Regions from separate parts of the Mus musculus genome. Here regions 2, 3, 4 and 5 are each linked to region 1. A link is a loop called in an ENCODE intact Hi-C map of the cell type or tissue named here. Cell type or tissue: heart. All regions are shown on one strand. Links, peaks and the distances in the headings refer to the core of each region. The heading gives the core; the rest is flanking DNA.

Evidence for each region. Peaks named below come from ENCODE experiments on the same cell type or tissue, not always from the same donor. Only the 100,000 strongest peaks of a DNase experiment are listed, where the experiment ranks them.
Region 2: a loop joins it to region 1, with 2.5 times the contacts of the local background. A loop is called at or near these places in 7 of 42 quality-filtered maps.
Region 3: a loop joins it to region 1, with 4 times the contacts of the local background. A loop is called at or near these places in 4 of 42 quality-filtered maps.
Region 4: it touches region 1 in a loop (4-fold over the local background); 17 of 42 quality-filtered maps call a loop at or near these places.
Region 5: it touches region 1 in a loop (9-fold over the local background); 2 of 42 quality-filtered maps call a loop at or near these places.

What each region holds. Positions count from the first base shown.
Region 1 is chr5:90,360,972-90,367,524 of GRCm38, forward strand. It overlaps Ankrd17 (ankyrin repeat domain 17), which reads right to left and starts at 5,214. Exons shown (of 34, transcript NM_030886.2): 1 at 4,696-5,214. The coding sequence starts at 5,076. It overlaps Gm9958 (predicted gene 9958), which reads left to right and starts at 6,026. Exons shown (of 1, transcript NR_045618.1): 1 at 6,026-6,553. In heart, for the core only: a CTCF peak has its summit at 3,731; DNase peaks (open chromatin) are centred at 3,760, 4,420, 5,290 and 5,640; H3K4me3 peaks cover 3,143 bases; H3K27ac peaks cover 2,101 bases.
Region 2 is chr5:90,299,165-90,305,717 of GRCm38, forward strand. It overlaps Ankrd17 (ankyrin repeat domain 17), which reads right to left. Exons shown (of 34, transcript NM_030886.2): 2 at 4,748-4,901; 3 at 825-981. Among named protein-coding and RNA genes, the nearest start is that of Ankrd17, 64 kb to the right of the region's middle. In heart, for the core only: no CTCF peak of the experiment used is centred there; no DNase peak of the experiment used is centred there.
Region 3 is chr5:90,199,555-90,206,107 of GRCm38, forward strand. It overlaps Gm35936 (a long non-coding RNA gene), which reads left to right. Exons shown (of 3, transcript XR_389324.1): 3 at 778-806. Among named protein-coding and RNA genes, the nearest start is that of Gm35936, 9.5 kb to the left of the region's middle. In heart, for the core only: a CTCF peak has its summit at 3,778 (motif pointing right); no DNase peak of the experiment used is centred there.
Region 4 is chr5:90,278,825-90,285,377 of GRCm38, forward strand. It overlaps Ankrd17 (ankyrin repeat domain 17), which reads right to left. Exons shown (of 34, transcript NM_030886.2): 14 at 6,217-6,319; 15 at 4,027-4,779. Among named protein-coding and RNA genes, the nearest start is that of Cox18, 58 kb to the left of the region's middle. In heart, for the core only: a CTCF peak has its summit at 2,704 (motif pointing right); no DNase peak of the experiment used is centred there.
Region 5 is chr5:92,134,292-92,140,844 of GRCm38, forward strand. Uso1 (USO1 vesicle docking factor) reads left to right here and starts at 3,647. Exons shown (of 24, transcript NM_019490.1): 1 at 3,647-3,872. The coding sequence starts at 3,807. It also overlaps a transcript of G3bp2 not described here and the pseudogene Gm15710. In heart, for the core only: CTCF peaks have their summits at 3,121 and 3,998; a DNase peak (open chromatin) is centred at 3,480; H3K4me3 peaks cover 3,430 bases; H3K27ac peaks cover 1,408 bases.

The DNA.
Region 1 (6,553 bases), core at 940-5,939:
CACAAAGTCACGTAAACCTCTTTTAAACTAGTATCTCTGCCTGTAAAATCAATGTCTCAAAACTCAGTGGCTGACTGGGGGTGAGGAGGTCAGAGGACTCCTTGTGGGAGTCAGTTCTCTCCGTTCTCTCCTTTCTATCATGGGAGTTCCAGGCTTCACAGCAAACTGGTCCTGGCGCAAAAGTTTTATACTTCTGAAACTCATTCCTTAAACAGAATATATAACCATTAAACCTCATTCTTACACTTTTCCCAACCTCTCTTTACTCATTGGTACATTTTTTAATGTACATGTCTTTTAAAAACATTGTTTATCATTGCTTGCTCAATGCAGACTAAAACATACCCAGTGGGAACTCATTTTTGAATAATGAAATAAACATGGTGACACCTACTTCATAGCGTTATGGAGATGTAAAATGAGAAAACATGAAAACTATTAACTCCTTTCACTTTCTTAACTGCTGTAAAGTAGGATCTATTATCCCCATTTATATATAAGAAAATGAGCTAGAGAGGTTAAGTAACTGATCCAAGACCACAACACCAGTGAGTGATGGGTCAAAAAACTGAATACAAACTCCACATACAGTCCATGCTCAGAACCATTAGTTAAGTCTTCATACACAATGGGCACTCAAGTACTATTTTTTTAAGTATGTTAGAATATTAGAGGCATAAAGCACCTATTAGACATTCAATAGCCAATGATGATTAGTTTAACTTGTTTTCTCTCGCTAGGCAAGTTTCATAACTCACAGTAATTAAGAAATTAAAAGACACTGCTGGGCATAATGGTGTATCTTTTAATCTTGGTGAGTTCAGGGCCAGCCTGGTCTACAGCGTGAGCTGTAGGACAGAAAGAGCTATACAGTGAGACCCTGTCTTCAAAACAAAACAAAACTGGTGGTGTTGGGGTGGGGGGTGGGGGGTTGACGGTGTCCAAACATCAGCTATTCACAGGCTAAGGAAGACAAGAAAGGAAGAAGGAACTCCATTCATGAGTCCCTAAATGAATTCTGGATTCTCCCTAAAACTGATACTAGTTGACGGAACAGATCTGTATGCTGTCCCCCCCCCCCCTTTTTTTCTTTTTGATCAAGTCCTTTTCAAATAGAAGATAAGGAAATAATTAAGAGAGAAATTCTTCAAAGGTTATCCATTTTAAAAATAATGCTACATTAGTTGAAGAAACAGAACTGGGGAAACAGTACAGGCAAGGTTCTCTGGCCTATTCTGATCTCATGTATTTACAACAGTGGAGCCTAGCATCTTTCCATTAAAAACAAAAGAAATGAAACAAGAAATTAGTGTCCAGAGTCTTAATGATAGTTTCCCCTTCTCCCTCATCCTCAACCCTACCTCTTTTACAGATGCAAGTCTCCTGGCCTTGCAGATCCTCAGTACTGTCAACACTAATTCACTGGCCCTCATTGTCTAAAGTTCTTCACTAAGTTTCTTTCTTATTTAAAATAAAAAAGCACATCTTTTTCCTCAAATATAGGTGGAATTCTGATCGACTCTCACCATACTTATATTTTATTCTTTTCTCTTCAACAACATTGCTCTTGAACTTAAAAGTTCTATCATTAACATTTCCTCCCTTTGAATTGTGCTTCAGAGAAAGCTGCCTTCCACTCATATCCCAAAGTGTGTTCAATAGAATGCAATATTATTTCTGAAATGAAGTATAAACTCTTCCAATTCTACCTTTTTCTTGTAAATATTTAGTTCAATCCAATGTACAACGTGTTTCTATGTTGGGAAATATATTTTGTTCCTTACTAGTCAGTAGCCCATTGAAAGCTGAGCAAATTAGACTTTCAACTTAGAGGTAAAGTCTTGTGCCAAAAGAAGGGAAGAGAGGAAAAGTTTTCAATCTTCTGCACGCTTTCCAGGTACAGCTGAGGCTATACGAGCATCAAAACCATTCCATCCAATCGGAGATACTTTGGAGATACCTACTCTAAAGGATAAATAGGGCTTGCAACTAGGTACTAAAACTTACAAATAAAGCTCTTACTTAAATCCATGTTCTCTCCCATTTTTCCTCTTTCACCAGACATAGGATGTCCAGCTAACATTTCTTTTTGTCATGTTGTCATCCTTCAACATCTTCAAGTGAGACACCGCAGAAGTATACACTTTCAGATGCTCTCCTAACCTTTTGATGATTTTTACAGGAGAATTAGTTCAAGGATCAGATTATCTGCATTTGTAAACTGTGTAGGCCAAAATAATTTTGGGGAAAAAAAAAGTACACTTCCCAAGTCCTGAAAATTAAACTTCTGAAGACATGTAAAGACAGTGAAAGAGAAAAGAAACTATTGCACAACCCAACCCGCCCACCTGACTCCAAGTTGCAGCACACAGCTCAGAGCTTCACCCCTTCACTCTGATCACAGCATGCAGGCCAGTCCTTTCTATCATGCCCATTTCTCATCATGTGTTACAGACATTTCTTTAATGGCTCAGCTTTCTTATTACATATATTTCACCCAACAAATGACAAACCTATTGCTTTACTTGTGAAGATGGCAGTGCAAAACACAGTAAGGATCAACACTGTCTTAGCTGGTCAAAGTACATATTGTACATATTCTCAGATGAAAAACTCAGACCTACAAAAGGAACATACCCACATGCTTCAAGCCATCTATACAACTTGAGGAAATATCAGGTCATGGACAAAACTACCTAGGGAGGTGCAGTTTGTAGCAGAATTCTTCTTTAAGTATTACATTAAGTATACGGCCTTGTTCCAAACCAGAGCTTAATGTTAGAAAACTTAAAATCTTACTACTGGTGGTTTACTCACAGTTGCTAAACCTGAAATTCAGCACCAGTTTTTGAAATAGGTCAGAAGGGAGACAAAATGTACAGATGTCACTGAGTCTCTAAAAACTTTGATTCCTACTTTTGCAACTATCAGACACTATCCTCCAGTATCCTTTAAACCTTGCTGCCCTTATTTTTAAAATAAAGAGGCTGAGCTGCAGAGGAAAAGTCTTTCCCACTTCTGAGAACTATAAAGCTGGCCAATTCTAAGTACCAAAACAGAAAAGGATTCCATCACGTCCTTCTCATCATTGTTTCAATATTAAAGTTTTGCTTTCTCTTTTGTGTTTGTTTGATTTAAGGGTGTCTAGGGCCTTAGGCCTGCTAGACACTAAGCCTTGCCTACATTGCTTACAATGAAGCCTGAGCAACACGCTGTCCAGAATCAATCAATAAGCAAGTACAAACTACCCATACACATTTACCACAATAGGCCCAATAGAAATAACAGAAGGGACAAGTTTGGAGGTATATATATTCCTACTCTTAGAACTTTTTTCTACGATGTAGCTTCATCTAAGGTTAGGGAAAAAATGTTTGTCTTATTGCTAACAGGTGAGCCTCAAGTCTCTTTCCAAGGTCTCTACATAAACAGAACCTGGATGGGAAAGAAGAAATCAAATTAACTCAAAAGCAGCCTTTTACCAGGCTCTAGTGTGGCACGCAGTATTTCTGGATAATTCAATTAGTCTTCTCTTTAGAATCAACTTTTACAGCTTCTTTCCCTCTGCTGCCTCGAGTTACTATTTCCTCCATATTTGGGTGTTTAAAGCTTCCATTTCCTAATATTGACAAAAGGGTTTGTTCTAAAAGAACTAACAACTGGTAGGTCATAGTTTGCTATCAGTATGGTTCATTAAGCTTTTGGGTTAAAAGGAATAAGGTCCTACAACGCCGCCTGTCTGTAGACCCAGGAAAAACTATAAGGAGTTATGAAACCAGATCACTAGAACATAAGGCCTCCCTATCCCAATCACAACCATGCCCGGGTGCAAAACAGACACTTCATCCCTGCTTACTTTACAATAGATAAATAAATAAAGTTAATTAAATAAAAGCGGGGTATGGTTTGATTATTTCTTATTAAGGGAGAACCCGATGGATTATTACACATACACGCAGAGCACCTAACAATTTTTACGTACTAAGTCACTTGTAAACGCATATGGAGGGATAGAAGATCGGCTCATCCATAAATCTTTCACAAATCGAGGAAGCGAAGAGTACTTCAGCAGCCACGAGTTTAGAGAGAGAGAGAGAGAGAGAGAGAGAGAAAGAGAAAAGAAAAAGCCCTGCAGCAAAACAGTATGGAAAAGTACAGCCTCTCACGTGTCTCTCCCAGATACAAATACTTAGCTCCGAGTCCATTACAATCTTACCGCCCCTCCACAACTGCTCCCGGCCACCTTCCACTGACAGAAAACTACCAAGCTCGCAGTCGGTCCCCCGGAGACTCTCCTACCTATTATCTTACCCCTCCCGCTTTAGCTCCGCCCCCGCCCCGGGAATGAGGTGGCCTTACTGGCCCCAGAGAGACCACCCTTCGGCCCCAAAGTGCCACCCGGGAATCCGACCAATCAATCCCTCCACCCTTCACCCTGCGAAGCAGCATCCTCGGCTAGCCAGCTTCTCGGCAACTCCGTGCACTCTCCGGTCCTCCCACCCCCACGTGTCAGCTACCCTCCCCCACGTCCCCACACCTCACGACTCAGGCCGAGCAAAGAAAGGGGGCAGCCGAAAGCCCGGTCCCTCAGGGCAGATCGTAAGCCCCGAGGGCTCGGTCCCACCGCGAGTCCCCTCCCACCTTAGGCCCTCCACGGTCCCTTCCGCCCTCCTCGAGGTGAAACCAGGCCCTTGCCTCAGAAACCTCCTCTTCCTCGTCGTCGTCGTCCTCCTCTTCCTCGCTGTTGTTGCTGCTGGTGCCGCCGCCTCCTCCTCCTCCTCCACCGCCACCGCCGCCGCTGTTGTCGCTGTCGCTGCTGCTTTCGCTGCTGCTCGGGGGTCGGCAAGTCCGGTTCCGCTTGGCCTTGTGGTGCGGCGGCTGCTGCTGCTGCTGTTGCTGCGGTGGCTTCTTCTTCAGGAGCAGGTCGCAGACTCGCACCATCCCACGAGGAGAAGAGGCCGGGCGAGCCCCGCCGCCGACCTCCGCCGCCGCCGCCGCGGGGGGGGCCGCCACTGCCGCCGCCGCCGGGGGACTCCCTTCTCCCTCAGCCGCCGCCGGAACCGTCGCCTTCTCCATCCCCGCGGGAAGAGGGGGTGGGGGACGCGGACGGGGGAGGGGCGTGGGGGGGCTCCGCTCTACCGCGACTTCGGTCGCGCCGGGGCCGACACAGCGCTCCGGGCCGCCGCCGCCGCCACCGCCTCGGTCACCTCTACTGCCGCCGCCGCCGCCGCCGCTCCGCCAGCTCTCACCTCGTCTCGCGATACTAAGGGCGGGGAGCTTGGCGGAGGGAGGGAGAGAGGGAGGGAGGGAAGGGAGGGAGGGAGAGAGAGCGGGAGGGCTGAGGGGGGGCGAGGCGGAGCGCGAACGCCGTGCCCGGGAAAGCCGAGCAGGCGTCCGGAAGGAGCCGCCGGGGGAGTGCGCCTGGAGTGGCTTCCTCTGGGGAGACCGAGTCTGAGCGGGGACCGCAAGCAGGGACCGCGGGCGGGCGGGCGGGCGAGCGAATGAACGAGCGAGCGAGCAAGCGGGCGGGCGAACGAGCGCCTGGGTGGCTTGTCTTCTCCGCGCTACTTCCCCCACACACACAGCCCTGCAGCCCTCCCTCCTTCCTTCCTGGCTTCGTATTAGAACGCAGCCGCAGGCGGAAGCGCGGGTGACGCCATCAGCCGGCGCCGCGGCGGCCGCGCGAGCGCGGAGCCCTGCCTGCCTCTCCCAAGTGCAGACTCCAGGGCCGGGGAGTGGGCTCCCCCGCGAGCGAGCGAGCGATCGAGCGTGCGTGCGTGGGCGCAGGGAAGCAGAGGCAGTGGGATGGCGAGCAGTGGGGCCCGGGCTAAGTCGGGGGCGAGCGCAGAAGCGCGGGGGAAGCTGGGCGAGCGCGAGGCCTGGCCCCTCAGATCCGGGAGGTGGGGCCTCGCCCCGGACCTCCTGGATGGACTTTTCCTGCCTGGCCATTTTCTCCACCGCCTAAGCCAGAGAGCATTGGATCTTCCGAGAGAACTTCGTGAGAGGAGAGAGACTGAAGTCAGGTCCAAAAGAAAACTGTTTCCCCTCCACCATCCCTTGGAGCGATCACGTCCTCACTTAGAAAACTCTTGTCCGAGTTTGAGTCTCGGGTCCTAGGCTTCCTAAATCTGACTATTTTGTACACCTTTGTAATGTGCAGGAACGGAATCTAGTGATTTTTAAGACTATACACTTCCGAAGAGGTGGGTGTGGGAGCTGGGCCATCATCGTATGCATTTCTCGGTCTGGATTCTGAGATCATTTTGAGTACTTAGAAAACTTGCAGACCGATTGAAATGTAGCTTTCTTCTTCAAACAGACGTCTCCAGTGTAGCCCAGGCTAGCCTTGAACTGGCGATCTTCCTGAGATTATATGGGTCTGTACACCACCGTGTCATGTTTATGTAGCTTATTGAACTCAGAATTAGCCATTTCTGGGCTAGTACGAGTAGTGACATAAGGAAAATAAAGCAAACATCAAAGACAGATGTACTGGCACAAGATAAAAAAGTCCCTCAACTGACAAAGTTACCATTTTAAGACTTCTAAGTTT
Region 2 (6,553 bases), core at 521-5,520, 62 kb before region 1:
CAATAACTTCACCCACTGTGCTATCTCCCCATATAGCTTCATGTTCAATTGGACGAGGCTACTTCTTCAGATGCTTCGATCATGCTCCACAACACATCCAACACATCCATATTTTACATATGAAATATGGTTTTCATTATAAAGCACTAGAAAACCTTAAAATATTACTTACACTGAATCCTTAATAAGACTAAAAGCACAGATACAAGGCATGAGAGCCACGTTAAGGTCTCCTGGCCTGACATTCAGATTATTAGAAACAAGGTTTTATGACTCTTTTAAAACAATAGAAAGCAAATACTAAACCTCATCCTTTAAAAGGGTCTAAATTATACAAATAAACTGAAAAAAAGTAACACAATTGATAGACTAGCAGTGACTTCTTTGTCACTAATACATAAAAAGCAACCTAAGTAAATGAAAAGTCTTATTTTGATTTTTAAATTTTATGTGTATGTTTCTGTGTGTACAAACCACTGGTGAGAGATGTCAGCACCCAATGGGGGTGCCAGGTACTAAACTCAGTGCTTCCGAGGAAAGCAGCAAAGTCTCTTAACAAAGCCGCCAGCCAGACCCTAACTGCTGCCAGCACTACTTATAGACTGGTGCACACTCCACCGACTTGAAGATCTCTCTCTCAGCTTACTTATAGAACTGATGTTAAGAAGTTTGACAGGTATGGATTTTTTGGGCATATACACAAAAAAAGGTATCACACTAAGTAGACACAGTATCAGGCAAAAGAAAAAAAAGCTTAACAAATATTAGTTATTTTCATTCCTATGAAAACCACGTTTGTATGGAACACGACACAAAGCACTCACTTGTCCGACTGCCCTGCATTTGCTGTGCTCTCAGCTCTCATCCGGGTAAGTGCAGCAGCAGCTTCATCCAACGCACAACTGACAGACGATGTTAACCTGCGGAGCACTTCAGGGTCTGCAAAGGCTTTACCATCCGCCGTCGATAACTTGCCTATTCCTGTTACAGTATTTTCACAGCAATATGGAAGTACCCAAACAGAAACAAAGCAAAACTTAGGTTACTAAAACCTGTATGTTAACAAGTAACCTTCATATACTATACTGGATATATCTGTCTCTAATCTTTAGGTAAATAACTCTCCTCGAACCTAGAGGTTTTATCCATGCCATATGTTCTTGGATGCATGACCTAAGGCACTCTGTCTCAGGAGTACAAAACTTAGCACAGAGAATATATCACAATATCTAGGTTTGATTTAAGAATAAGAGAGAATAATTGTTTTCTCCCTTTCCTCATAGACTTTAGAATGCAAAAGGAATTCCATTCTTGATAAAACTAAGATACATCATTAAATCTAAGTTACTACCGGGAAGGTAACTAGAGTAGATTAAGTTGATACACAGCTAGTGAAGAGAAATAAGGAGATCATAAACAAAGGACCCCGACTGGGTAAGGAGGAGCACAGAGGGTGAATGCCGACATTCTGAGTACCCCTACTCTGCCCTCAGCCTCCTTTGTACTCTCCCAGGACCACAATGTTGGCAGTCAAGCTTATTATGCAAAGACTATAAAACTTGCAAGCATGTCTCTCAAAAAAAAGTCCAACAGACTTAGAGGGAAGACTTACATACTAATACATTAGTGATCCCAAAGAAATAAAAGCTTCTGTGTGTAATCACAGCTAGGAAAACCAAAATGTTCTACCAACTAACACTGTTACACATATCCTATATACTATTCTTTTGTTTATTTCCCTTGGGCTTATTTATTTTTTACATGTTTTTAAGTGTTTTACTGTATGCAATGTATATGTATTGTGTGCATGCATGATGAGGAGAAAGGTCACAATATGGGATCAACTCCCCTGGAAATGGTGTTACAGTGGTTGTGAGCCAGCACTTAAGTGCTGGGAAATAAACCCTGGTCCTTTTCAAGAACATTAAGTGCTACAAACCATTGAATCAATTTCTACAGTCTACCTCCCAAAACTACACATATAATAAAGTTTACTCCCAACATGAAGTTATACTATATCAAACAGATTATCCTAGTGAGTCCAAACCAATCAGAAACTCATGGACAGTAGAAAGAATTCTTTGCCTGGAGATAACAAAGGCAGGGAATTTAAAAAGTAAGTCTTTAAGATGAAGAGGATCTGTGGATGAAGCAATGTGCATAACCCTAAGAAAGCAAGGGGAGATCCAATTGAGTGTCTGTGGGACAGAAGGGTGCTCTCAGAACTACCATAGCCAGGAACTGATCTCTCAGTCACAATGAAATTAGAAATAAACTTTCCCTCACAGTAGATAGGTAAAAACTTAGCACAGGTGGCTTCAGTCTACAAGATCTTAAGACAAGACAATTCAGACACATTATGTCCTAATATCTGATACACAGAAATTAAAAAGCAAATGAATATTGTTTCTCATGGCTGCATTAAAAATAAATTATAATAACGCAATAGGAAATCAGTGAATATTTCAGGATGTAAAGCATCACTTGACAAAAGAGATATGTATCTTTTGAAATCTGGTTTTTTTTTATGTCATTGCTATTGGTTATAACAGAACTCAGGGTCAAAGAAAGTTTTATGATTTGAAAAGACAACGCAATGCAACCAATTTTCGAATGGAAACAAATTCTGAGAAAGCCTGAAAACAAGTGTATAGATGAGGAAAACTATCACAACTGTAATATCAAACTTCAACTGGAACACTAAAGAGCAATGAGTTTAAAAATAAGAGGTAATGATTTTTTTAAACTAAACTTCAACTCATAAACTACTATGCATGAGGACAGCAGGACATTTTCACAAGATCTCAGAAACTTTAGCCCCTAACAGGAAAAATAAGGGAATAAAACAGAGACCACCACCACCAACTACAGCTACATCAAAACCAACAAAAAAATCTGCACATTTCACACATCTCTCTGGAGAAAAGTGTTCTGGAGCTGTAGAAATGACTCAATAATTAAAAGAGTACCAGAAACTCATTCTAAAATCGATCAAACAAACAAAAAAACCTAGACAATATAAAATAATTCATCAATTCTAAACAATGACAGGATATTTAGAAATATTAATAGTAAATTTCTACTATTTTTCCCCTTGATTGTCTTTATGGCTGTCTTTTTAAGGAACTCCTTAGATACATATGGAAGAATTTATAAATGAAATCACATAAAAGTTAGACCTATATTCAAAGACATGAGGAGGGCTGGAAAGATGGTTCAATGGTTCAGTGGCTGCTCTTCCAGAAATTCTGAGTTCAATTCCCAGCATCCACATGGTGGCTTACAACCAACTGTAATGAGATTTGATATTCTCTTCTGGTATGTCTGAAGACAGCTACAGTGTACTCATACACAATCAATCAATCAATCAATAAATCCAAACAGCAAAAAACTGAAGGAAGAATTAACTTCCAAATTAAAAAAAACAAAACAAAACATGAAAATATCAACAAAGTGTAATGAGTAAGATAAAACAAGACTACCCAAGTACTTATGCTTACTGAACTTGAACATCACAATCAGAGGGTTTGTTATGCTATTCTAAGTTTTTGTGTGAAATTTTCCATTAAAAAGGAAAAGAAAGGGACTGGAGAGATGGCTCAGCGATTAAGAGAACTGGCTGGTCTTCCAAAGGACCTTGGTTCAATTCCCAGCACCTACACGACAGCTCCCAGCTGTCTGTAAATCCAGTTCCAGGGGATGACAGCCCCACAGCAGTACACATAAAGAATGAAATTAAATTATTGTTTGAAAAAGGAAAAGAAATGAATGGAGAAGCAAAAATCAGAATGAGGAGGAAGAAGAAATAATATATATAATTCTCTAATTAAAATAATGTTCTTAAGGAGAAAATAAAATCCACTCTATGGAAATAACACAGTTTAAGAATATAGCCTGCACTGTACATGGGGTAAGGCTGTGCCAGCATAAGGTAAAAGTTTCTCCAAACTATAACCTAGTTTCATGTGTGCTCTGTGTTAAAGATATTAATATACAGTTTATTCATTAATAATAACAGTCAACAGCACTGCAAAAAAGCTATGCTTCACTGAATCTTACCTAATATATTTTCCAAATAAAACACATTACAATTTTCTTAGATTAAAGAACACTACATAGCATGTCTAGAGGCCTCTTTGGTGTACTAGGCTAGGCTAGCCTGGACTGAAATAAACTTGTAACAAGCCTTCTGCCTCAGCTTCCCAAATACTTTACTTAGATTATTAGTCATCACACATGGCTACAAGGCCATTCTGAACAATGACATCTTCAGGGAAAAAGTATAATGTGAAGAACAGAGTGTTTAAGCAGACCTGCTCAGGTATGGCACAAGCAGAAGACAGAAAGCAGCACTTTAGCTGTGAATATAAATAGGGGAATTGCTAGTTTCCACTGCTCTGGACATGATAACTCTGAGTACTAATCAGAGTCTTTAGGGGGTACGCAAATTCCAATACTGTATCTATTAAGTACTGAGAATCATGTATATAAAGTCCTTTTTAGTAAGGCAAAAAGTGGGATGTAAATTTTATATAGATTTCAATTCAATTAAAACTTTATTTAAATTTACCAATGTTAATCCATAGTGAATTTTATCATGACAATGTTTTCAGTCATGACACTTCCATTGAAATGTAATTAATATTTATGAATGGTCATTACACAAAACATAGAGTAGCACACTTACAGTTAAGTAGCAAGCTAGGGATAACAGAGGAGATCCAACTATGAAGAATACACAGCATACCTGCAGCTTCTAGTAAAGCTTCCAGTCGAGCCTGCGTCTCTGGATCTACTGTCCTGAGGTCAGCACCGTCAGCAGTGCCTGATAGAAGCAACTTGGAAGCTGTTTCCAGCATTGGATTCTCCAAATCATCCTGGTCCAAAATGAAAGACTCCACCTAAAAAAACAGATACAGAAAACAGAAAAAAAGAAAAAGAAAGGACAGGAAATCAGGGAGGGGAACAAAAACAAAATAAGATCAGAGGTAGAAAAATATTTTAATTACCAATGATAAGTATAGTAGCAATACTAAATAAATTCAAACAGCCAAAGCCCATTGTTTAAATAAAAAGAAAATCAATGTTGACAATTTAAAGAGCTCATTATTCGAAGGGTGGTGGTGGTATACACCTTTAATCCCAGCACTCAGAAGGCAGAGGCAGGCAGATCTCTAGAGTTTGAGGTCAGCCTAGACTATGGAGTGAGTTCCAGGACAGCCAGGGCTACACAGAAATACTCTGTCTCAAAACAAAACAAAACAAAACAAAACAGCATAACTCATTATGCAACTGCAATCCTTTTATCTCCTCAAATCATATGCATTCTTTCAAGTTTTAATGAGATATACCTGAGCTTGTGAACATAAATCCTGTACCCTTCTCAGTTCCAGCTGCTTAGGAAATTAATTAAACACTTGACTTTCCTGACTTTTTTGCACTTATGAAGGACTGAACACACTTCCTACAAGAGCTATTTATTAACTGGTGTTTACATGTTAAATACTAAACTAAAATATTGCAGAAAGTACACTTATTAGTATCACCAATGATTTCATCAGAGAAGTGTAAATATTGGGAAGTTATGAGGCTTAAGCAAATAAGAATTTTAAACTTAGCCGGGCGTGGTGGCGCACGCCTTTAATCCCAGCACTTGGGAGGCAGAGGCAGGCGGATTTCTGAGTTCGAGGCCAGCCTGGTCTACAGAGTGAGTTCCAGGACAGCCAGGGCTATAGAGAGAAGCCCTGTCTCGAAAAACCAAAAAAAAAAAAAAAAAAAAAAAAAAAAAAAGAAAGAAAAGAAAAGAAAAAAAAAGAATTTTAAACTTTTAACAATTTATGCATCAAAGTTTAACTTTATTTCATTATAACAAGTACCAATTTAAATGGTAGGTTCATTAGAGTCACTTTTGAGAATGTTAAAAATCCAAATTAATAGTGACCGTTTGCCAGTTGTACTGTTCAGCAACAAGTAACCATGTTGCGGAAATATTTTCTTAGATTTCAAAAAATTAATGAAAAGAGGACTGTAGAGATGACCTAGCAGTTAAAAGTACATAAAGACTGCTCTTTCCAAGAACCCAAGTTCAATTCACAGCATCTACTTTGGGGAGTTTACATAAACTTACAACCTATACTCCTGTGGACACATCCACATATGTAGACATATAACCATTTAAAAAATAGAGAAGTGAAGTCTGAAGTATTTTCTTTATTTAACTCCAAGTGTACAGCAATGAAAAATGTTTGTTTACTTTGGTGCTATAACCATAGGGAAACAAAAAGTATTTATTTCTGCTTTTATAGTATCAGTACAAATCAACGCGTTAAAACCAATTAATAGCATCTTAGTATTCTAAGGATAACAATTTTGACCTAATAGCCTTACATGATCTCTTAGAGCCTGAGAAGTATAGCCCACCTGTTTTAGATATATTCGCAAGAAAGAAACCAGAGCAAATAGAAAGAAATTTGAGGTAGTAAAACCCCACCCACCACACCAAGTATGGTTGGTTGGTTGGTTTTGATAGTTTGGCTGGCTATGCTGTCAAATC
Region 3 (6,553 bases), core at 812-5,811, 160 kb before region 1:
GTGTCAACTTGACACAGGCTGGAGTTATCACAGAGAAAGGAGCTTCAGTTGGGGAAGCGCCTCCATAAGGCATTTTCTCAATTAGTGATCAAGGAGGGGAGGGTTCCTTGTGGGTGGGACCATCTCTGGGCTGGTAATCTTGGATTCTATAAGAGAGCAGGCTGAGCAAGCCAGGGGAAGCAAACCAGTAAAGAACATCCCTCTATGGCCTCTGCATCAGCTCCTGCTTCCTGACCTACTTGAGATCCAATCCTGACTTCCTTTGGTGATGAACAGCAGTGTAGAAGTGTAAGCTGAATAAACCCTTGCTTCTTGGTCATGTTGTTTGTGCAGGAATAGAAACCCTGACAAAGACAGTCACGGAACAGCAAGGAAACGTTAAAGAGGGCAACGGGGCAGGGGTTACTGTGAGAATGGAAATCAGTACAACTATTATGAAAAGTGGTTCAGGATTTCTTCAAAGAGCTAGAAATGGATCTTCCATATGATCTAGGTATACCCTGTAGCCTCCCCTCCCCAGCCTGAAACCTGCTTGCTCAGGTTTCACTGTTTACTTTGGGGTGGAGCTTGCCACTCAATCGTTCTGCCACGCCCACTGCTGGAGCCTGCCACTTTGCTTTTCCGGAGCCATACACGTGGTCACCCTGCTACTGGACTCCAGGATTATTTGGCGTGAATCGGGCCCCTTCCCCTCCTTCATAACTGAGTGTCGGAAATAAAAAATTGAGCTTTGATCAGAATGACTGTCTTAGCTACATCTTTTTCTCGCCCTCCTAGCTCCCTCTTCTCTTCCAGGTTTCCAAGATGCCTTTCCAGACTAGAACCCAGACATTCGAGCAGCTGGCCAGACACAACATACCCCATATGGGCCTGTACCCCAAAGCACCATCGTCAACTTGTCATGGGGATACCTGTATAGTCATGCTCCTCCCAACACTACCCGTAACGGTCAGATTGCAGAAACAGCCCACGTGTCCATCAGTGGGTGACCAGACAGAGGAAACGTGATGTCTATATGTACAATCACAAGGAACACAATGAAGCCACTTGTGAACAAGCAGATGGAACTGGAGCTGGACCAGAGTCAGAAGGACAAACAGCACATTTCCTCTTACATTCAGTAAGCAGGATCTAAGGTAGGAAAGAAAGGTGATGACTAGAGAAAAACGGATTGGAGCTCAGAGAGCAAGAGAGGGGACCAGAGTGTGAATGTGATCAGAACACACCAAGTACATGAAAATGTCACAGTGAAGTTTTGTTTTTGTTTTTGTATTTTTTTGGCTTTTTGAGACAGGGTTTCTCTGTATAGCCCTGGCTGTCCTGGAACTCACTTTGTAGACCAGGCTGGCCTCGAACTCAGAAATCCGCCTGTCTCTGCCTCCCTAGTGGTGGGATTAAAGGCGTGCGTATATCCCTTCAGTCTTTTTGATACAAGGTTTTACTATATAGCATAGGCTGAACTCAAATTCACACTCCTTCTGCACCCCCTCCCGAGCCCTGAGATTACAGGCAGGCATGAACCACCACACCCAGATCAGGATACACTCATTTTTGGTTTGTTGTTTGTTTCCTTGCTGGGTTTTTTAAGCATAGATTCCCGTGCAGCCGGAAGTCGCCTCCGATTCCTTGTGTAGCTGAGAAAGAGCCTGAACTCTCCGTCCTCCTTCCATGCCTGCAAACGTCAGACTTTCCAGTGGGAACCACTGCTTCTTACAATCTTTCCCCCAACTCTTCTGCACTGTTTCCTGAGTTTGGGTTATAGATGGATTAACCGGGTACGGGCACACCACAGTCAGCTGTTCGACAACAGCTTTCACCGCTGCAATGGTCTCCTGCAGCAAAAGGAGTTTCTTTGATGAGGAGTAAGAGCTACACTTATCTGGAAGCGAGTTTTCGGCTTCTAACTCTCCAGCACTGAGACTCAGCTGCTCTCACACTCTTGGCTTAGTAACAGGGGTTTTGTTGTTGTTGTTGTTCCTCTCTCTCTCTCTCTCTCTCTCTCTCTCTCTCTCTCTCTCTCTCTCTCTGAATGACATGTATGTATGGTACCTCCAGGTACCAAGAAAATGTGCCTTTGAGGCTGGGGTTACAAGCAATTGTGAGCCGCCAGACCCGCATGGAGGGAACCAAACCCTGGTCCTCTGGAAGAACAGCAAGTGCTCTTAACCACTGAGCTACCTCTCTAGCCCAGTTGCAAGTTGTTAAAACCCCAAGATCCCCTCAATAGCTTTGCCTTCCTACCAATATCAACTTTATGGAAACCTCAACGGGTGTGGGGTGGGGGAGGAAGAAAAGAGATGAAGAAAACTGAATCGAGCCCCCTTGCTCACACTGGGTCCTTTTACATTGCTCTCCCCACGGGAAGCATAACAATTGGGCTGTTCTCTACCTCTTACCTCTACATCTGACAAAGCCTGAGTGTCTCATAAGGGTTAGTTCAAAATCCAATTGTTTCCTCTGTGCAGACTAGAAAACTGATTAATAAAGTGATTTCTCCCTCTCCCTCCTCCTCCCCCTTCCTCTTCCTCTTCCTCTTCTCTTCCCGCTCTCTCTCCCTCCCTCTCCCCTCCCCTTTCCCCTCTCCCTATCCCTCCCCTCTCCTTCCCCCTCCCCTCTCTCCCTCTCCCTCACCTCCCCTTCCCCCTCTGCCTCTCCCTCCTCCTCCCCTCCCTCCCCTTCCCCAACCCCCCTCCCTCTGTCTCTCATTTATCTATTTTATTATATTCTGCATTTACACATATGCATCCATAACTTGGATGGTTGTGAGCTGCCATACAGGTACTAGAAACCAAACCTGAGTCCTCTGCATGTACTCTTGATCACTGAGCCGCGTGTCTCCAGCCCTGCGAAAGCTTTCAAGGTAACATAGTAAGACAAACAAGGGGATGTGTAAATGGTCCATATACCCACTGCGCTTCCCTGTCCCACAATCCCATGTGTTTACCTGTCCTGGCTTCACAGACACGATGAGAAAAGTGTAAACAGAAAGGACACAGTTTTACTACTGGGTTATCGGCAATGACAGCAACGTCAGGGCTCCAATAACTCCAGCCAGCCTTGATGGAAATAAGACCATGCCCTTTGAACACTGCACACCATACACCGGCCACAAGTTACATCAGATCCTCCTGGCTACGGTCACTGCCAGGTAGGGACAAAGAGTGCATTTCCAGAAAGCTCTTCTTCTGTGTGCCAAGCCTTTGTAATAAAAGATCGGGATGATGTTTTAATCATATACACATCTTGTTCTTGTAGCACCAACTGGAGTAATAGAGTCCTAAAGTTCAAAGCCTTGTGTTTACTCAAGATAATGACTGTGGAAAGAAAGTCAAGAGTGAGTTGAGTATAAGAAGTTGCTGGAAGCTTCCTGGGTACAATTGAGTCCACAACTCACGTCTATGGCGGATAAAAGCCTTGGCCTCCTGGGCCACAAGCAGCTGAGTTTAAAAGGCAGCTCAGCTTGGCATAAGAGAGACTGGCTAGACACAATGCATTCCCACCCTCTGGTCCCTTATTTATTATCACTCTCTAACAGGGGATCTAACATCACTTATTTAAATTCTCAGAGTTCACAGCTATATGATTTAAAAAGCAGCTGGTCAATAATTAAAAATTCCTACGAACAAAAAAATCATAATTTAAAAGTGTATGGTATAATAAGACCCAGAAGAAATATCTGTGTGTATTAAGGAAAAAAGAAAATAACAGGGGGAAAAAAATGTCCTTTGTTAACTGAAAACCGTAAAATGCTTGTTGGCGTGTTTCTACTAGCCACTAGAGGGCAGTGTTGGGCTAACTGTCTAAAACAACCTGCATGGTGGTTGAAGTACCAGAATTACAAGAATTACCTGTAGCTCATCGACTTTTTGTGTGTGCTTCCAGACTCTCTCAGCAGTGAGAGTCATCAAAGCCGAAAGAACAAAAGGCTAAAGACTAAATCTGTTCTGTTTTCACTGTTCACATGAGGTCCTGTTCTCAGTGATACCCTTTTTTAGGTTAATCTTTATTTTACTATTTAAATGATCATATGGGCTAGAGAGATAGCTCAATGGTTAAGAGCACTGACTGCCCTTCCAAAGGTCCTGAGTTCAAATCCCAGCAACCACATGGTGGCTCACAATCATCCGTAATGAGATCTGATGCCCTCTTCTGGTGGGTCTGAAGACAGCTACAGTGTATTCACATCCATAAAATAAACAAATCTTTAAATGACCATATATATTCTTTAAAACCTACAGTTGCTAGAAATAAACTAAGCTGGGTTTGGCGGTACTCATGTTTTCTTTTGTCTTGGTTTTGGTTTTTCAGGGTTTCTCTGTGTAGCCCTGGCTGTCCTCGAACTCAGAAATTCACCTGCCTCTGCCTCCCAAGTGCTGGGATTAAAGGCATAAACCACCACACCTGGCGGTACTCACCTTTGATCCAAGCACTGAGAGACAGGGCAGAAGAATCTCTATGAGTTTTGAGGCCAGTCAAGGCTGTTTCTAATTTAGTTAGTTGATTGACTAACAGTGTGTGTGTGTGGGGGGGGGGGGCACTTGACTCACACCCACAGCCTAAGATCTTGGTTAATGAGAATAATTACAGAGGTTCCAGTTTCATCAAAAACTGTATATTGACAAACTGTGTGCACAAATACTTTTCTGTCAAAGGTAAATAGACTTTATCCATTTTTAAATTCAGAAAGTCATAGAGACTAGTGAATCCTACACATTTTAATATAGGAAAATAAAATATCCCTATTAATAATTGTATAAGACTTAGCTTTTGCTATGGTTACTTACTATTTATTGATTGGTTGTTGTTCTTTTTGAAACAAGATCTCACTATGTAGCCCTGGCTGCCCTGGAACTTGATATACTATGCAGAACAGGCTGACTTTAAACTCACAGAAACCCACTTGCCTCTGCTCTCCTAGCCCTGGGACTAAATGTATAAAATCAACTTTTGTCAATTTTTGTTCTCTCTCTCTCTCTCTCTCTCTCTCTCTCTCTCTCTCTCTCTCTCTCTCTCTCTCTCTCTCTCTCTCTTCCCCCCACCCCCTCTCTGAGGCAGGGTCCCACTATGTAGCCCTGGCTGCTGTTACAGAACTCACTACTCACTATGTAGACTAAGTTGGCCTTGAAAGAACTCCTAGAGAGCCACCTGCCCTGCCCCGCCCCCAAGCACCGCAACTAAAGCATGTGCCACTGTCGGGCCCCCACGCTGCATTTACATTGTTGCTGAGCACCCCAAATGTGGTACAGTCCTCTAATCCCAGTTTGAGATGCTCAAGTGCATTGCTTGAAGCAAGTTCAAGGCCAGTGTGAGCTACACATTAGTGCCAGACCGGCCAGAGCTACATAAAGGGACATGTCTCAAAACAACTCACTCTCTGTACATTGATCTTTTCTCTCTGTGTTGTCATGTATACTTCTATTTCATCACCTTCTCCATCATTTCTACTGACATTTACAAATTCTTACAATGTAGAAATGGAAAGGATCTTATTGCTGAATCTGTATATATCGTTAATGGCCCATAATCCAAAATGTTAAAATCCAGACAAAAATTTCTCAAATCCAGACCCCAGTTTTCAATCCTTTTATTTTGTTGTTTATTTGGCATGGGAAGCTCGTTCCAGACAGGGTTTCTCTGTGTAACAGCCCTGGCTGTCCTGGAACTCTTTGTAGATGAGGCTGACGCAAACTCTCGGAGATTCGTCTTCCTCTGCCTCTCAAATGCTGGGATTTAAAAGCCTGTGCCATCATGACAGGCTAGGGGTTCACTTTTGTTTTTTGTTTTTAAACTTTTAAAACTCAAACTTACTCAAACAGGAAAAACTAGAATTATGATTTCTATTTCTGAGAAATGCCCCAGCTAAGTTTACAGTTTAAAGTTCAGATGTTTTCTCTTGTCAATTAATAGCAGAAAATACAATTAAATTGCACTCTCAAAAATAAAGAACAGCAAAAGGCACATACATGTACACACACACATACACACATACACATGCACGCACACACACACAAGCACACACATACACACACACATACACACACATACACACACACACACACACACCTTTTGCTTTCTTGATATTTTCTTTAATGTTTGTCACAACATTCCATTTCAAAGATATGAGGCAGAATGGTCCAGTTATGTTTGAGATTTCTACCTAGGGTAGTCCCTGGGGCACCGAACAGTATCCAGCCTATCTGGATAAAACCATAACGGACTAGACCAGGGCCAGCAAGATGGCTCAGAGGCTAAAAGCACTTTTGAGGGCAAGCCTGCTCACTTCAGGTTGATCCTTGGAAACCACGTAGAGGTGGAAGGACAGAACTATGCTCCCAACCCCGCCCCCGCCAACACACACACACACACACACACTAATAATAATAATAATAATAATAATAATAATAATAATAATAATAATAAAGTCAAACTTACCTCAAAGAACTAAGTGAAGAGACAGGGCAGCAAATCTGCTCCAGGACAGAGAAATCTGGGGATTAAGAACATGCAAAGGCATATGGTACAGAGACAGGGAGAAAGAAAGAGCTCTGTGAGT
Region 4 (6,553 bases), core at 464-5,463, 83 kb before region 1:
AATATACTAACTACTACAGGGCAATAGTAACTTTGAAACACGGTGTGATGGTTTTCTCAACTATAAAAGTTTGACTCTCACACAGATATAGATTTTCTTACATTAAGAATTATTCTGAGAGGAATAAAGTGTCTTACATTCAATCGGACAATCACACTGACAGAACAAAATTAAGATTAGGCTAGAAATAAATATATTTTACACAATCATCCTCCCAGTATGGACCCTGATGTTTCTATGTAGGAAATCTGGTATGATCTTATTTCACCCACTATATGATTCAAATAATGGCTAGTCTGTACTTGAGGTGGAGAATGCTAAAGAAGCATAGGACAGACTGGAAGTTGGATTAAGGGATTTTATTCTCCAGATAACTCAATTCTGAAGTCAATGTGAGAACATCTTCTCTTCACCCACAGTAAGAATGCTGCTGCATTAGTATTAAGTTTGGACAGTAATCTCTGAATAGAGTGTAGATGTGTGTTTCCCAAGTATTGTCGGCTACAGACAGAAAACAATTATGTTTCACAGCTGAATCTGAAACCAGGCAAAAAGAACTTATATTGCCACAAATAATACTGAAATTGATCTTCCAACAGTTATAAACATGACTATCCATTAAGAAATCTACTTTACATATAATCCTTAGGTCAGGCACAAACATACACTGTACATTATAGCAACACAAACTCTATGATTGTACATTTTTAGTCCACTTAAAGGTCAAAAGAAAAACAAGGAACAAAAAAACCAAACATAACACTTTAATCATTAAGGAAGCAGACCAAGATAAGGGGCATGTACTACTGATTATCTAACGGCTCTGAAACTGTTCAGGATTGGCTTATTTATTTATTGTCAGTCTTGCAATTCTGACCTGAATCTACCTCAAGATTGCTGGTATTACAGGCACGAGCCACCGCACAGACTTAAGGATCAAATAATTTCATTGAAATTTTTTATCCTATATATGAATTTCAAAATCATATAAAATCTACAGCTCTTAAGATAGATTACATGTTTCTTTTGGACAGGCTTTCAAAAAAAAGAAATGGCTAAAAATGACCCTGAATGTCCACAACTGCTGACTCCACCTCCTCTGTACCAGGATTGTAAAACTGTTCCACTACAGGTGGAGTTATTGAGTCCTGGGGATCAAACCCAGGGTATATATGGATGCTATACAAGCTCTCTACCAATTGAGCTATATCCTTAGCCCTCACAAACTTTTTATTCTATGATTTTTAAATGGATTAAAAAATTAGCAAATTAATCCACATTCCAACTGGAATAATGTATTTTAGAGAACATAAAAAAACTACTTTTAATGTTTCAAATTAATTCTTTTCATCTCATCTAAAGTTTTGAAGAAAAAAACCCTCATTTCCTTTGGAGTACCTCTGAAACTGCTTTATCAAGAGTAAGTGCTCACCATTCCACCATGTACTACATAGATAAAAAGAAAAAGCTTTAAACATCTACATAGCTAAAGGAATTCTAGTATTAAGCTGTTTTTTTTTCCGTTTTCTTTTCTTTACATTTTAAAATTCAAATTAGAGAACAAAAACCACATGTTTGAAAAGTTAAAAGTGGGATTGGAAAAGTATATAGACAGAACAAAAGCATGTTTTAGGGGAAGTTAAACAAGTACCCAGTTTTGCTTTGGTGAGTATGGGAAATAAGGCAGGTTAAAGACTTAGCCAGCTAAGTACTGGGAAGAAATGAGAGAGTCCTAGGAGAAACCTAACAAATGAGACCTAAGGAATTAGGGGACAGTGCTGAGGGAAGAAGCCCAATTGAGGCTTCATTACACACGAAGCCCAACATAAGAGGTGAAAAGGATCTTTAGTCAACTCAAAGGACAAATACGATCAGAAGTTGTTCAAACAATCAGAATACAGAAAAGGGGTGTGTAAGAGTGCACACATGTATGTGCACAGCATGTGAATACGAATGAGATACTAGGTAGGAATGATCTGCAGGCAGACAGTAAGATTAATTCTGTTCTTTCTCTGCTAGGCACTTCTCTTTACCCACACAGAAGAGCATGATACAAAAGTAACCTTTTTAGAAAATAACAAATTTGTCGTAACTCTAAAATCTAATCTTCATTCAAGTAAAAAACAAAACAAAACAAAACAAAAACAACTTTTATAAAGGAAAAATCTTGAACACACAGACAGAAATTTTGGGAATAAATGAATCAATAGAAAATGCTGCTTTACAAACATCTGATGACTATCAGAATTAAAAATTTTTACATCAGCCCATGAACATCAGGTAAACTCTGATAGCACATTAAAAACAAATTTCCAACAGTCATTGGTATAGAACGACCAAGTCTTCATTTCATCAATAAATAACACTTAAAACTTAACTAAAACCCTTTGGTAACCTGAGATAATAAGGAATTACAATCTAACTTAATGGACATAGTATTAATTTATGCTACTATGCATGGTCATTCAATGTTAAAGTCTTTAAAGTTTATTAGATATCTAATCATGACTAGTTAGAGATGATTAACAGGGCTTTAAGTTTTGGAAAATCTTATACTGATAGATATTAAGATTGTTACAATTCTTATTATAAGTCACTACTAGCAATCTTACTGGTGTAGTTTTACTCTTAAGATTAACAGATTTTTTCTTTTTTAAAAAAATTTATTATAGTATCTAACTAAGTACACTGTAGCTGTCTTCAGACACACCAGAAGAGGGCGTCAGATCTCATTACAGATGGTTGTAAGCTATCATTTGGATTTGAACTCAGGACCTCTGGAAGAGCAGTCAGTGCTCTTAAACACTAAGCCATCTCTCCAGCCTCTAACAGATTTTCATATTACATATTGCTAAGAAAATTAAAAATAAAAGGATTGGGAAACTATAACAGTTTTTGAAATGCATATACTTGTTTTTCTCAGTTTCTTAATGTTATCTCAATCTAAACATCTAAACACTACACAGCATATTTTCTTTCAAGAAAGGAACCTTACAATAATGACTCCATCATAATAAATGTTTCTCAGAGTTTTCAAAGTAGAAATACTAAACAACCCAAGTAAAAACAAATAAATGTAAAAAATGGGAAAATAGCAGAAGAAACGTATCAAAATTCAACAACCATTTACTATTTATTTCTCCCTTCCTTATCAAGTTTTCTTCCTGAAGAAAAATTATTTCAGTTAGCATTCTTATAACCTATATCCTTATGAAATCTTATTCTACTCTGTTAAACAATTTACAAAATTGCAATCCCAAATAAGCAATATTAACACTCTTCTTAAAGTGCAGTCCTTGTTAAAATAGAATAAAATCTTACTGGCTACACATTTAAAAACATGTCATTTACCATGGGGAAAATATCTTCCCATAATACAGTCAGAAACAGACTATACATTAACATTCACAGGGGATAAAAATTACTGACATACAGTAAAATCAGACTCTACTTGTTTGATACTTTATTTATGTTGTCAAAGTGTCTGCTTTGATTGTTGTTTGCTTGTCTTTAGCCACCATGAAGCTTGGTACATTAGTATAAAAGTTTTGGGTTTTTGTTCAATCACAAGTAGACTTCCTAATATGTCCTACTACCTTTGTACCTAGATTTTTATCAATTTCCCTTTTATTGGTATGAATACAGAAGCAAAAATGCCAAAACCCAACCCGTGTTCTGAACTTAAAGTGGAAAAACAAAACCAAAAGTAAAAACCAAGATTCAACCCACTACTGAAAAACAGATTCCCAGCCATGACAGATTTGTTCATTTACAGTGTATGAGCTAATCTTTAATTTGACCTGTAGCCATCTGAGAACTATTTAATGTAGTTTTTCTAAAGACATAATGGGTCAAGAGTCCAAAAAAATACTTCTCAAGTTGAATATTGAGCAATGTTTTTTTTTTTTTTTTAAAAAGGAAAAAAAAAAAAAGAAAAAAAAAGAAAAAGAAAAAAAAATGCTGGCACACTCTTACTCGCCTTAAGCAAATCATATTTGATACCTGCTCATAACAATATAAACCCACCTGCCATGATGTCATCCAGCGTGTCATTGAGGGTCTGAGCAGGGCTGGCTACCATTAACCCTTGTTGTGTTTCAGTGAGAATTCCTTGCCCCAGCCCTGCCAACTGTGCTTGGCCCAGTACTGGCTGTCCAACTATCACTCCTTGAAGTTCTGTAAGATTTGCGATGGACCCTGGAGGCAAGGGACCCGTTGCCAGAGGCAAAGCTTGAGGCATCGCCAGAGGCTGGATTGGTGCAAAACCCATCTGAGCAGCAGTCTGCTGGGGTTCATCTTTAAGCAAAACAGGATCCACTTGCTGTAACCGTGCATAGTCTCCCTCGGAAAGCTGCTCTCCAACCCCAACAGAAGTAAATAGTCCCAGATGCTGGCAAGACTGTTGCTGCTGCTGCTGAAGCTGAATTCGTTGAGCTTTAACTTCTAGATACTGTTTTTTAAGCTGCTGCTGAGTTTTCAGTTGTAGCTCTCGCTCTACTTTCTGCAGCTCCTCCAGAATCTTTTGCTTCTTCTGAATTTGTTCCTCCCTCGTTTTGTTCAGCTCCTCGATCTTCTCCTTGGTGAGTTGGTCAGCATGAGCCAGCTCCAAGGACTGCAGCTGTGCATTTTTTTCTATGGCTTCTTTTATCCTCTGTTCCAGTTCTGTTAACTTTCCCTGAGCCTCTTCTACAATGCTCTCTGGAGACTGATTGGTGATGTAACCCTGTACATCCTGGCTGTTTGCTGGCAAATGGCTGTTGGACTTTTGTTTAGAAGCAGCTGTGTGAAAAAGAAACCCCCTCAGAAGTGCACGTGAATGGCATCCTCATTACAGAGTTACTGTTGGGAGGGTTAGTGCCAACAGTTATGCACCAAGCTATCATATCCATGAAGGTGAAATGTACTTTTAAGTAGTTAAACACAAGTCCACCTTCTCTATCATAAATATAGAATGTATGTATTTTATGTGCATAGAGTAACATCTGGAAGTAAAGTTCAGAATTTTATAAATACCACAAGGCTAAAATTAAGACACTAGAGGGATGTAAGCTGTGACACCTAAGTGGTGCAGTTTACGTCAAGTCTAAGGCTACGTGTAGTATTTCATATGGTCAGATGTAACAACTCATCATAAGATCAGAAAAATGATTTTCCACACTTAATAAAATAGCTGTGCCTTTTATAAACACACACACATACACACAAAGAGAACCCAAACCACTGAGATGTACCAAGAAATTAAAATCCAACTAAAATATATGTCTTCGTTGGGACCTACCATCTATAAGACTGACAAAGGAAAGAGATAGAAACTCGCATATTCACACAGCTGCCTAGCCAATAGAGAACTGGGATTTAGTGTCCCTGGAAGAAAAGATGCTAGACTACGCCATCCTCTGTTACCGTCTGACAGCCAGGAAAACAGACTGGTCTGGCTAACAGGTTTAGAAACAACCGAAAAGAATGCCAAGACAACAGGCTGCTTGTAGTGACCGAAAAGAGCTGCTAGGAACACATAGCATACTTGTTGGTAAAAGAACACAGGTAGCCAAAACCAAGATGCAAAAAAATAAAAAAATTAAAATTAAAATTAAAAAAAAAAAATCACAATTTCTTCATGTAAAACTTTTCAAAGGAAAAACTGACTTAAACTGGTAATTGGGGATATACTTAAGAACAGGCATGGTATGACATATACAAGTCAAAAAAAAAAAAGGACCTTGGTATTTTAAGATATAATGAATGTATTACATCTTACATATCTTTGAATATTAGGCTGAGGAAAAAGTATCTAAGATATAAATCTATGTTAAACCAGCTTTTACATTGAATTTTAATATTTGATCCAACTTCTTAATCTTTATTGCCTCATGCCACTACAAAGAGTTAGGTTTGGTTAGTAGTCAGAATTCCATCAAAAAGAACCACCTGAATCTCTTCTGAGTTTCTCTTAGCACCTATTTTCCCTCCCAGAAACTTGCTTTTTCTCATTGGTTTAAAACAAACAACAAACAAAAAGACATTAATGATACCAACTTAAGAAACTTCCTCGTTGGTGAAAATAATTTTTAAGGGCTAGTTTTTGTTTTCTTACTTTCACCTGAAAAACATTACTGATTCCAACTTAGTAAGTGCATTGCTCTTGAAGAGTAAGGGCTGGTTATTCTTTTGTTTTCACCTGAACATGTAAGAACAATCTTTAGAAGTATAACTGACCTTTACTCCTAACGGGAAGAGTAGCAGCAAGGTTGGCAGGTGGTTTGTCAGGCTCCTGAGGTGGGACAACCATGGGCAGTGCTTGAACTGGTACTCGAGGTGCCTAAGGAAAAAGGACGACAGTCACTCGTTAGTGCTCGATCTATTATCATGCTAATAAACTGCAGAACTGTTAAGAATATGTAATATCCATTTCAGACAATGACATATTTACAAATTACTTTCCTTATTCTTTGATTTTTAAAAAGTGACTATGAATTGAACTGTTATTCCTGATCATAATTTAAAGAGGAAAACATAATTCTACCAATCCAAAAATAAAATGTTCTACTAGATA
Region 5 (6,553 bases), core at 1,038-6,037, 1.8 Mb after region 1:
ACTACACTAACTTGAGTTGTATTTGCTGAGCCGGCCTTCTAGCTCTAAGCAAGCCTCTAACATCGACTGACATCTGCAGCCCAGGAGGGTTCTTTGATGCAAAGCAGTCTGAACACAGCCTAGCAGAAAACGGTAAAGTACTTGACATTGCTATTGATTAGTCCTGACCTTTGACCCCGCAGCCTCAACATCAACTTATTTTGTTGTATATCGGTGGGTTGACTGCATAGTAACAAACAGTCTAATTAACGGTGTTTTGAGACACTGCTTTTCCAGTAGGAGTGCTTCCAAAACCTGCATATGATGTGTTTCAAACGCAGATGATGACTGTGGCTCTCAAACTATGGGTCAAGTCCCCTTTCGGAGTCAACCAACCTTTTCACGGGTGTGTGTGCGTGTGTCATATTATCAAATATCCTGAATATCAGATATTTACAATTCATAACAGTAGCAAAATTACAGTTATGAAGTAGTATCAAAAATAATTCTATGGTTGGGGGAGAGGTCACCACAACCCAAGGAACTATAGTAAAAGGTCTCAGCATGTGGAAGGTTGAGAAGCTCTGCTCTAAGGCATAGACAATTCCTTGCCTCCAAGCTATAAAACAATCATATGCTATGATGCATATTCTTTTTTAAGATTTATTTATTATTATACATAAGTGCACTGCAGCTGTCTTCAGATGCACCAGAAGAGGGCATCAGACCTCATTACGAGTAGTTATGAGCCACCATGTGGTTGCTGGGGTTTGAACTCAGGACCTCTGGAAGAGCAGTCAGTGCTCTTAACCTCTGAGCCATCTCTCCAGCCCTCTGATGCTCATGCTTTTTGCTGAGTTTTCAAGCAGAAAAAGAGGCTTGACAAGCCCAGCCACTGAAGGAAATTGGTTTTAACAACAACAACAAAACAAAATGGATTGCAAAATAATTAATTTTAGTAGATGCTCTTGGTCAGTTTTAGTTTAGGAAATGGGAAATTACTCTCATCAACTCGGAGTTTCTGATTGTGGAAATGTTACTAAACCCACACACCATTTACGGTACCATCCCGGAATCCTTCCAAGAGTCAGTTACAACTTTCTCCTGTCTTCTCTTGCTTCCACAAGTGGTTCTTCAGCAACTACCATGTTCTTGACTTCTGCCACACGGCTTGAGAGCACAAGCAGGAAGACATTGTCCTTAACTCTTTCTAGACATCAAAGTGTTGATGGAGTAATACGTAACCCTCTTCTTAAATAAGGAGTCACTTCATGGCTGCTCCCTGCTTGGGTTCCCTCAGATCCTTCCTGGGGCATAAATAAGAGTTTATACTTTATCTGCCTCTTTTTAGACCTCAAAACTCAAGTGAGCAGAACAGAACGGAGATTGTGAGACCAGGGAATGTGGTGGGTCACCCTCATCATTTCTGCACTCAACTGGCCGTCCCTTAGTCCTTCCCTCTGCCCTTCCTTCTTTCCATCTCTCAGTCCTTCCTGCCCACAGTCCTGTCCTTCCTGCCCAGGACCCAATGTTAGGGAATAAAACAGGTCAAATGATGGACACCTCCTCGTAAGTCATGACTACTGTGTCCAACAAAGTTTAAAACAAGGTATTTCAACGAGGTTTGTCCCTTAAAACAATTTTGTAACAATGTCAAGGTCCTGTGTTCCATTACCAAACAACAGAGATGTCTCCAAGCCCCCTCAGATCGTACCAGAGCCTCATCCCTTAAGGTAGGACAGTGAGACTTGGGGAAGAGGAGAGGTCAGGCTCAGGGCAAGGTGAGAATGCTAGGTGAGGGTCTTAGCAGGCTTTCCTTGGTCACTGGTGACAATTTAATGGTTACATTTTTTAGGATGCAACAAAATGCCTCCACGGAAAATGTCTAAAGCAAAATGTCAAGCAGAGGACAATAGTGGCACACAGTATTCCTGGCAATAGTATCCCACCATGCTCTGTGTCCAGGCTTACGACCTTGGGACTATCTATCACTACGGCCTGCATGGTGTGTGTTCTGTCATTCACGGGCAGAACAGATCGTCTCTCTTAGCATACTAGTCACATGTTCATTCAACAATTTATTCACCTATCCATCAAAATCACTCCATGATTAGTAAATACACTAGCAACTGATTTACAAATGGCCGGGTCATCAGATTTGGCTTATCAAGTTTGAATTCAGTGTCGGCGGCAAAGTGACAGCGCAAAGAATCTGCATCTTGATTTCAAGGTACTCTCTCCTGAGACGCTGAAGTGGAGGCTTAAGGAACTAGCAGGAATCTGCCCCACAAAGAGGGAAAGGGCATACTAAAGCAAGAGAAACATGTTGAGTATTTGAGGGACACTGGCGCTTCAACCCTAACAGGTGTGTCTGCCAAACTAAGGAGTTTGGATGTCATTATATAAACCGGGGAACCACTGGAGGATTCTAACAAGAGGACTGACATACTTCCTCTTGGGCTCACCCAAGGGTGTACTGTGGGAAGCCAGGGCTGGATGTAGACAAACTAGTTAGGAGCCTACTGCTGTAATCTCAGTGTGGAAGAATCTGAGAAATATTCCTGCACACCATACACTCAACATTGGACAGGTGAAGGAGGAAAGCCGGAGTCTTCGGATTCCTCCTTACAGACTAGGGGATTATTTGGGTAGAGGTACTACTGAGCACGCTAGGGCACACCGTGGAAGCATACTGATTTCTTTTTAGAGGGAGTCTGGGGGAGACATAGGTCTTAATCGTCACATCTGAGACCTATGGGGAATTGAAACCAAGAGAGGCATGAGTCAGTTGGTTTACTAGACTCCCTTTCAGAGTCAAGAAATTTGCAAAACCATGTGTACCTGGCAGCCTCATTTGGAAAGAACAAGTATAGCGATTTGGAAATATGACATTCTGCTTGCTAAAACCATTGAAAACGTAGAAATTAAGAATTAATTTTAAAAAGGGGGGCATTATGCTACCAAAATGACACAATGGAACAATTTATTTCCAACCTCTTATTAGAGATAAACGAAGGGGGTTACTTCTCACACTTGAAAATGAGCGGAGAACCTGGTGTTTAGATCAAGGAATTCTTTTTAGCGGGGCTGAGGAGCAAGAACTTAGAAACGCGCCCTCGAGTGGTAGTGGAATGAGGGGTCTCTAGCACCCCCTTTACCACCAAACAAAGCCCTGGGTAGAAATGCAATTTGCGAGGATCAAAAGGCCACCTCGCTCGTACCGCTTAACCGAAAGAACCATACGAATCTTCCAGGGGACAGGACACCCTTCTCCCCCTTACCTGTCACGCCGGCCAAAGGAAAATTTCACTTTCGACTCAACAAAAATAAACCCTCAGGTTTGACAGCTTGCAGTCCGTCCCGCTCTCGGCGACAAAACACCTACCAGCCGATGCTCCTAGTCTAATCAGAGCCTCGGGAGCCGACTGGGCAGGGCTGCGACCACGTGGGTGACCGCGGCCAGCAGCAGCAAGCAGCGCAAGGAGGAGGAGGGGGCGTGCCCAAGTGGTGGGAGGCCTGCTGGTAGGCGTGGCCTGTGGGGCCGGGCAGGTGGGCGTGGCCTGCGGCCCGGGGCTCCCTCCTCTCCCCTTTTGCCTTCGCCCTTCGAGCCGCCACGTAACGCCACGTCCCCGCGCATGCGCACCGCGGCTGGTGTCCGCGGCTGTTTCCGGGCTCGGGGGGCCGGAGAGGCTGCTGAGTAGGAGGCGGCGGTGGCGGAGGCCGGGGAGTGCGGAGAGCCGGCTCGGGGGCTAGGCCCTACGGGGGGCGGGGGGCGGTCGTGTTTTCTTTGGCAGAGGGGCTGGTGAAGCCGGCGGCTGAGCGACAAGATGAATTTCCTCCGTGGGGTGATGGGGGGTCAGAGTGCCGGACCCCAGCACACTGAAGCCGAGACGGTGAGCGCAGCGTCGCCGGGCCGGGCTGGGGCCGGGCTGGGTGGGTGAGATCGGGGCGTCTACGCCGCTCCCGTCGCCTGCCTTCTTTCCTTCCCCCTGCTCGGACGCGCGAGCTCCCCACGCGGCGGTGCAGCCCGGGCCGTGGTGACAGGAGGGCTTCGGGGACCCGGCACGGCGACGGACCGCGCGGCCCCTCCCTCCTTCCCTTTAACCTGTCGGCCGGCCAGCCTCGGTGCCGGCTGAAACCCGGCTCTACGGGGCTGGAAGGAAGTTAAGACCCAGCTGTTGGCGAAGGCTTGTGGCTAAGAATAAAACGATATTCTTGGGGCACAATGCCACCTGTTCCTGCCCCATCAGCTGTAAGAATGGGCGTTTGCCTAGGGTTGGTGGTTCAGACCCTACTTTTCAGGTTCACCCAAATGTGTCATGGGGCAATACTTACTCCTCTTGCACGCTGTAGTGATCTGCGCGCTAACCACTCTAGGGACTCTTCTGCTCTATTGGTGACATGATTTGTTAATGTTTTTCTTTTTTAATTATTAAGACATGGAAAACCGGCATTTGATTTTATGTTTAGGATACACTTCCTGGGAAGTTTGCAGAGCCAATTGGAAACTGCTGTGGATGGCTTACCTGAGAAAAATGAATTTAGATATACAGAAAAAAAAAAAAACCGCGTGTGACATTTTAAAGACAAACTTTGGGTAGTTGTCATAGCTCTGTTTTGTGGATTCAGAAGGGTCATAAAATAGGACCTGCAAGATAGGATGGAGTCTTTACTAATGAAGAGAGAATTAAAGTAACTTGACCAGAATCTTGGAGCTAGAATTTACTACGGGGGAAACTAAGAAACTAAGCTTTCTGCTAAGCTTAGACTTGATTGCTGATCCCGGGTTTCAGTTGTTAGCTGGCCCTTTTGGAAATAAGATTACCCACATTAATTAAGTTAGGATTACGTTAACTAACGAATGTAGTGTACTAATGTAGTTAGTGTAGTTTACGCATGTAGTTAGTACTGAGGGAGATGGAGGAGGCCTAGGACTGAATCCAGGGCCTGATTACATGGAGGGCAAGCATTCTGCCACTGAGCCAGACTTCCCACCAGGTTACAACGGAGCTGAAGGCTGTCACATGTGTTGTTTTTGAAAATCAGATCTCCTCTTCCCCCAATACCTGGCTTCCCTTGTTCCTCCCCACATGGCAACAAGGCTGCTGTTATTGGAAAGCCAGGGACTTTAGCTCACCACAGTCACAGCCCATCTCTTTAACCTTTCTGTGTTTTGTCTGATGTTTGTCTGTCAGAGACACACAAATTAAGAGCTGGCTTTGAAATGAGACCTTGATTTGAATCCAGGCTTCCAGGCTTGGTTGACTTGGACAGATCTGGGAAGGCTAATGCTTTCTAAGTAAAAAGTGCTGGCTCCTGTGGCTGTAATGAGTCTTTAAAGTTGAGAAACATGAAAGTGCAGCCCTTAGTAGATGCTCAGGAAAGGATGGACTTGACTCTAGTAGGTTAGGCTGAGATGATCCTTCGGCCTTGTCACAGTGACCTCTGTGGAAGAGGTGATGCGTTCTTCAGCGTTAGAGGAATTTGAAGCTGAGGCTCCTGGAGCAGCGAGAGGTCAAGCCTCCTCACTCTCCGCTCAGCAAAGTGACTTGTGCAGTTGGTACTGCGGAGCTGGAGCTGGGATGCTTGGTTCAGTGTGCATGGATCAGTATCATAGTTTTACATCATGACTTTATACTGATGCCCAGTGTCACCGTGGTGAACATGTAAAGAGAGACGAGAGGGATGCCCTTTTACTTCACTGGCTCTGAGAACTGAATCAGTAGTCTGTCTTTTGAGGACCGAGGTCACTGAGTTACTGTATGATCAAAGTTAGTTCTGAGTCTGTCGGGAAGTCCAGCAGGGCTCACGGGCCACTAGTTGACATGGATTTATAGAGCCTCAGTGGAGTGCATGGTGTACTATTAGGTGCTTTAATTGTCCATATTTGATTTGGCCTACGTGCTTGACTAGCCAAGGCTTTGAGCATCTACTATATAATCATCCACGACCTAGGTTCTTTTTTTTTTTTTTTTTTTTTTTTTTGCTTTATGGAAAATTTATTGCAACTCTCCAACACAGAATTATTTTTTCTTTTCAACATCTTGCTCTGCAGCTTCCTTCGCCCTTTTTGCTCGGATGCCAAAGAGTCGGGCATTGGCACGGGCCATTCGGAGACTGGCAAAAGCCTTAAAGTTCTTTTCTTCTTCTGTGATAACTCTGGCCTTTTCCTTTTTGTACACATTCCGGATGGGCATCACAGGTCCTGTCAGCTGGGTGGCCAGCTTAAGTTCTTCAGCAGAACTGTCTCCCTTCTTCGGAGCAGAAGGCTTCCTGGGGAACAGGATGAGCTTGGAGCGGTACTCCTTCAGGCGCTGCACGTTGGCCTGCAGTGACTCCGTGGACTTGTTTCGCCTCCTCGGGTCCACAGAGATGCCGATGGTGCGAGCCACTTTCTTGTGGATGCCAGCCACCCTGAGCTCCTCCAGGCTGAAGCCCCTGCCAGCCCGGACCTTGGTGTGGTATCTCACTGTAGGGCACCTCACGATGGGCCTGATGGGGCCGGACGCGGGGCGAGGGGCGATGCGACGCGCTTTCGCCTGCCGGGCCTTGCGCCTGCGGATCTTGCGCGCCG